2 separate regions of the Homo sapiens genome follow, and region 1 is linked to region 2. Evidence: read pairs that join two places in POLR2A ChIA-PET (ENCODE). Cell type or tissue: GM12878. All regions are shown on one strand. Links, peaks and the distances in the headings refer to the core of each region. The heading gives the core; the rest is flanking DNA. Region 1 overlaps NT5C2 (5'-nucleotidase, cytosolic II). Region 2 overlaps SLK (STE20 like kinase).

Region 1 (2,927 bases), core at 211-2,710, 800 kb before region 2:
TTATTCAGGGGAAATTCACATAAAATTGGCCACTTTAAAGTGAACAAGTTGGTGGCATTTAGTGCAACCACCAACTCCTTTTAGTGTCAAAATACTTCCATGACTCTAAAGTAAAACCCCTCATCCATTAAGCAGTTTCTTCCCACTATGCCCTCTACCCAGCCCCTGGCAACAACCAATCTGGACTCTGTCTCTGGATTTAACTATCCTGGATATTTCATATAAATGGAATCATACAACATGTGACCTTTTGTGTCTGCCTTCTTTCAGTTGGCATAGTATTTTCAAAGCTCATCCATGTAGTATCACATATCACATTTCATTCTTTCTAATGACTGAATAATAATCCACTGTGCAGGCGCAACTGGCTCTCCTTTTGTGGAAAAGTGAACTTAATCCACACGTCTCATCATATACAAAATTTAAGATGGATCATAGACCTAAACGTAATATCTAAAACTATAAAACTTGTACACAGACCAGGCGCAGTGGCTCATGCCTATAATCCCATCACTTTGGGAGGCCAAAGTGGGTGGATCACTTGAGCTCAAGAGTTTGAAAGCCTGGGCAACATGGCAAAAACCCATCTCTACAAAATATACAAAAATTAGTTGGGCATGGTGGTCCGTATCTGTAGTCCCAGCTACTTGGGAGGCTGAGGCAGGAGTATCACTTGAGCCCAGCAGAGGTTGCAGTGAGGCGGAGGTTGAAGCAGAGCTTGCAGTGAGCTGATTATGCCACTGCGCTCCAGCCTCAGTGACAGAGGAAGACCTGTGGCTCATGCCTGTAATCCCAGCACTTTGGGAGGCTAAGGAGGGTGGATCACGAGGTCAAGAGATGGAGACCATCTTGGCCATCATGGTGAAACCCCGTCTCTACTAAATACAAAAAATTAGCTGGGCATGGTGGCACGCATCTGTAATCCCAGCTACTCAGGTGGCTGACGCAGGAGAATCGCTTTCACCTGGGAGGTGGAGGTTGCAATGAGCTGAGCCGAGATCACACCACTACACTCCAGCCTGGGCAACAAGATCAAGACTGTCTCAAAAAAAAAAAAAAAAGACAAGCAAGCAACCCTTGGGGTTGCTCTGTAAACAGAGTGGTCATTCCTCTGTTTCCTCTACGTTTTCTCTGTATTCCTCTACGTTTTCTTTTTTCTTTTTTTCTTTTTTTTTTTTGAGATAGAGTCTTGCTCTGTCACCCAGGCTGGAGTGCAGTGATGCGATCTTGGCTCACTGCAACCTCCACCTCCCAGGTTCAAGCGATTCTCCTGCCTCAGCCTCCTGAGTAACTGGGATTACAGGCACGCACCACCTTGCCCGGCTAATTTTTGTATTTTTAGTACAGACGGAGTTTCACCATGTTGGTCAGGCTGGTGCCAAACTCCTGACCTCATGATCTGCCCACCTTGGCCTTCCAAAGTGCTGGGATTACAGGTGTGAGCCACTGTGCCCAGCCTCCTCTACTTCCTTAATAAACTTGCTTTCACTTTACTTTATGGACTCGCCCTAAATTCTTTATTACATCAGATCCAAGAACCCTCTCTTGGGGTCTGGATCAGGACCCCTTTCCAGTAACAATACTGTAGGTAGGAAAACCATGGAAGGCCTCTTTGAGGAGGTAATATTTGTTCAGAGACCTGAGTAAAGTAAAGGAGTGATATACAAAATAAAACAAACAGCAACTGCATATACACAAACAACAACTGCACCCAAGTAGCTGGGATTACAGGTGCACACCACCATGCCCGGCTAATTTTTTGTATTTAGTAACACAGTGGTTTGCAACTATACTCCCAGCTACTTGGGAGGCTGAGACAGGAGGATCGCTTTGAGCCCAGGAGTTTGAGGCTGCAGTGAGCTATAATCACACCACTGCACTTCAGCCTGGGTGACAGAGTGAGACCCAATCTCTAAACAAAAAAATAAAACAAACAATAAACCAACCTACTACAGGGTTGGCATATAACATCATATTAATCTGTTTTGCATATTATGGTTTATATGCATATGCAAAAGATTTAGAATATTTTATTCTCTTAGAAGGTTAGATTATCTCTGCAACCTTGTTTGTATACTTAATTTAAGTCCCTCTTCATGGCTAACAGAGGACTTAAAAAACTAAAACAAAATTGCATTTATATATTATCCTTCCATTAGAGTATTGAGAGGAAAAAGACAAGCTATGGTTTGGGACAAAATATTTGCAAACACACATCTGACAAAAGGACTTGTATCCAGAATATAGGAAGAGCTCTCAAAATGCAATAATAAGCTAAATAATCCAATTAAAATACAGGCAAAACATATGCATAGACATTTCATCAAAGAATATATACAAATGGCAAATAAGCATATGAAGTGATGTTTAACATCATTTGTCACTAGGGAAATACAAATTAAAAACACAATAAGATACCAAAATATGCCTATTTGAATATTTAAAATTAAAAAGACAGTATCAAATGTTGTTGAGAATGTAGAGCAACCTGAATTCTACTACACTGCTGGAAAGAAAATAAAAAAGGCACAAGCACTCTGGAAAAGTTTGCCATTTCTTTAAAACTTAAACATATATCTATCATATGTCCCAGACTTTCTAATTGTAAGTAATTGTCCAAGAGAAATTAAAGCACATATCCATATAAAGACTTGAACACAGGCTTGGGCACAGTGGCTCACACCTCTAATCCCAACACTTTGGGAGGCCAAGATGGGTGGATTGCTTGAACCCAGGAGTTCAAGAGCAGCCTGGGCAACATGGCAAAATGCAGTCTTTACGAAAATTGAAAAATTAGTTGGGCATGGTAGCACATGCCTGTAGTCCCAGCTACTTGGGAGGATCACACGAGCCCAAGAGGTTGAGGCTACAGTGAGCCAAGATTGTCTCGTGCCACTGCACTCCAGCCTGGGCGACAGAGATCCTGT
Region 2 (2,927 bases), core at 125-2,624:
TTATTACACAGTTGTGTTTGTTTCTGCATATTCATGCTGCTCAGAGTCAATAAGTCCTTGCAATAAGCAGGAAAACTGTGTGATCTGAGAATTGGTAAAACATTTTGGAAACTGCAGACTTAGCCAAATTTAACTTATTACTGACACCATTTTGTTGCTATATTTTGACTGACCAGTGACTAAATTTTGAATACCTAACCAGAACAATATAAATAAAATAGAGTTTGGGAATGTGAAGAAAATATAAGGAGAATATAAAGTATATTTCTTTCTCTTTTGCAGATTTCAGGAAATGACATAATCCTTGGAATTTCTGTAATATTTTACAGAAATTACAGAAAGAATATGTACAGTCGATCCTCATTATTTGCAGATTTTGTATTTGTGAATTTGCCTACTTGTTAAAGTTTACTTGTAGTCCTAAAATCTATACTTGCGGCACTTACTTGGTTATTTGTGTGTATGCGCAAAGCTGCAAAAAAATTTGACTCCTCTAGCAAGCACATTCCCAGCTAAACTTGAACAAGGTGACACTGCCTTGATTTCACCTCTCATGAAGAGATGACCAGAGGACGGAGACAGCAGAGGGCAGTGTAGTGAAGTGCAAGAAGGTCTGGCTGTGGGGGCCAGTTGGATAGGGTTTGAATCCCAAGTCTGACATCTGTTTTTGGGATGGCCTTCCGCAAGTCACTTAACACTTATACACCTCATTTCTCTTTTGTAAAATAAAGAAAGGAGAATCTCCCTGGATGAATTGTTTTCAGGATTTAAGAATATAATAATCTATGTGAGGGGTGTGTGTATGTGCATGGTTTTCCCTATGAACAATGTTTCAGTAGTCGCTAATTCAGTGCTTGCAGTGATTTTATAAAACATAACTACCACAAATAATGAGAATTAACTCTGTGTGTTTGCTAAATGATGATGAATGATTTTATTCTTTTTTAATATTGATACTTGTTCCTACCAAAATCTTAGCAGGACTGAAAAGATCACCATAATTTGCATGTAATTTAAAACAGATAACAGTATGAACAGTCTAAAAGTATATGCTTCCTTCAGTGCGGTTTCCTCTCTCTTCACTTAATAGCTTTTTGGAACTTTGGATATTTATTACCCAAACGTTTACTCTACTCTGTACCTTAGCTCTCCCATCTGTGTTGCTCATAGGTTTTGAAGGATTATGCCAGTTCTTAATCTCAGTTCCAAATACGCCCTTCTATGCTTTGTGATGCTGGTTCAAAGACTGCAGATCACATTTCTGCCTTGCTAGCAGCTCATTTCTGTTTCAAAAGTATAGGGCACTAGAGGGAGGCTGCAAGGAGAAGGAGGAAGAAATGACTTACACCTTTGTCTTGTTTCCTGTGAACTTCCTGTCTGCTTGTTACTTTGACCATCACCCTTGTAGAGGTTTTTTTTTTTTTTGCTCCAGCATCAGCAGTTTCTTTCTGTAGCAGCTGTTGAATACAGTTTGTAGTTTTTCCAACACTCACAGAACTAACCTCATCATAACCCTTCATAACACCAGCACCAGTTGGCTGGTACCCTGTTCCTCAAAAGTTTGGGTCGCAGTCTCACAGGACCCCTCTTCAGAGACAACAGCACCAGCTGAGCAGCACTCTGTCCTCAGAGGTCCGTCTGAGTTTCAGCTCTGTGGAACCCTTCCTCCAAGCTTCTGAATTTTAATAATTCCAATCTTTTCCCTTTGTTCCCATAGTCCTAGGGGTGGTAGCTTTTGCCTGTAGTTGTTACCTCCCTGATCCTTTGTATTATTTTTTCAGTTGGCAACAGAGTTAGTCATTGTTTTTATTAAATTTCTCTATTAAAATAATCAATGTGATTTTCCTCCTGTCTGGACCCTAACTGATACAAGGATTAAATAAGTTACTAAATGGAAAGTGCAGAGAACAGTGCCTCTTCTAATAGCACGATGGATATTACTATATACGATAACATACTTGAAATAATTTGAGATTTTTCTTACTGATTTCTTTGCAAAATACTAATATTTCCAATTTATATAGGTAAAAACATTAAAATAATCATTGAATTTTATTGATATTAATATGCTCAAATATCACCTCGGTTAGACCTAACTTAACTACCCTATTTAAGTTGTAAACTCTGGCCTGTGTGCTCTCATACCCCATTTCCTCATCTTATTTTATGTTTTTTGAGACAGAGTCTCAGTCTGTCAACCATGCTGGAGCGCAATGGTGCAATCTTGGCTCACTGCAACCTCTCCCTCCTGGGTTCAAGTGATTCTTGTGCCTGAGCCTCCTGAGTAGCTGGGATTACAGGCGTGCACCACCACACCGTGCTAATTTTTGTATTTTTTGGTAGAGACAGTATTTCGCCATTTGTCCATGCTGGTCTCGAACTCTTGGGCCCAAGTGATCTGCCCACCTCGTCCTTCCAAAGTGCTGGGATTCCAGGCATGAGCCACCGCGCTCAGCCTTCTCATCTTTCTTATTAGTTTACTTTTTCCCACAGTACTAATTGCTAATATACTGATTTATTTGTTGACTGTCCACTCCCCAAAATTGTAAGTACCCCAGCACAGAGAGATTTTGCATATTTGCACATTGTCAGCATCTAGAACAGTAACCTAACATATAGAAGGCACTCAGTAAGTATTTGTTGGAAGAATGAATGGATTTCAGCAGATCAACTCTTTTGGTCAAGATTTGACCAAGATTTTTAATAGATTTTTATGCAGTAGTTCCCCCTTATCCGAGGTTTCACTTTCCATGGTTTTATTTACCTGCAGTCTGAAAATAGGTGAGTACAGTACAGTAAGATGTATTGAGAGACATCATTCACATAATTTTTATGATAGTATATTGTTACAGTTGTTCTATTTTATTATTATTGTTGTTAGTCTCTTACCGTGCCTAATTTATAAATTAAACTTTATCATAAGTATG

What was found. ChIA-PET counts read pairs that join two places held together with the same protein. Peaks named below come from ENCODE experiments on the same cell type or tissue, not always from the same donor. Only the 100,000 strongest peaks of a DNase experiment are listed, where the experiment ranks them.
Region 1: POLR2A ChIA-PET joins it to region 2 with 6 read pairs; 1 of 35 experiments calls an interaction of 5 or more read pairs at or near these places.

What each region holds. Positions count from the first base shown.
Region 1 is chr10:103,177,789-103,180,715 of GRCh38, forward strand. The region is part of intron 2 of NT5C2 (5'-nucleotidase, cytosolic II); the gene reads right to left. Among named protein-coding and RNA genes, the nearest start is that of NT5C2, 14 kb to the right of the region's middle. In GM12878, for the core only: no CTCF peak of the experiment used is centred there; no DNase peak of the experiment used is centred there; H3K27ac peaks cover 130 bases.
Region 2 is chr10:103,982,257-103,985,183 of GRCh38, forward strand. The region is part of intron 1 of SLK (STE20 like kinase); the gene reads left to right. Among named protein-coding and RNA genes, the nearest start is that of SLK, 17 kb to the left of the region's middle. In GM12878, for the core only: a CTCF peak has its summit at 582 (motif pointing right); a DNase peak (open chromatin) is centred at 1,335; H3K27ac peaks cover 842 bases.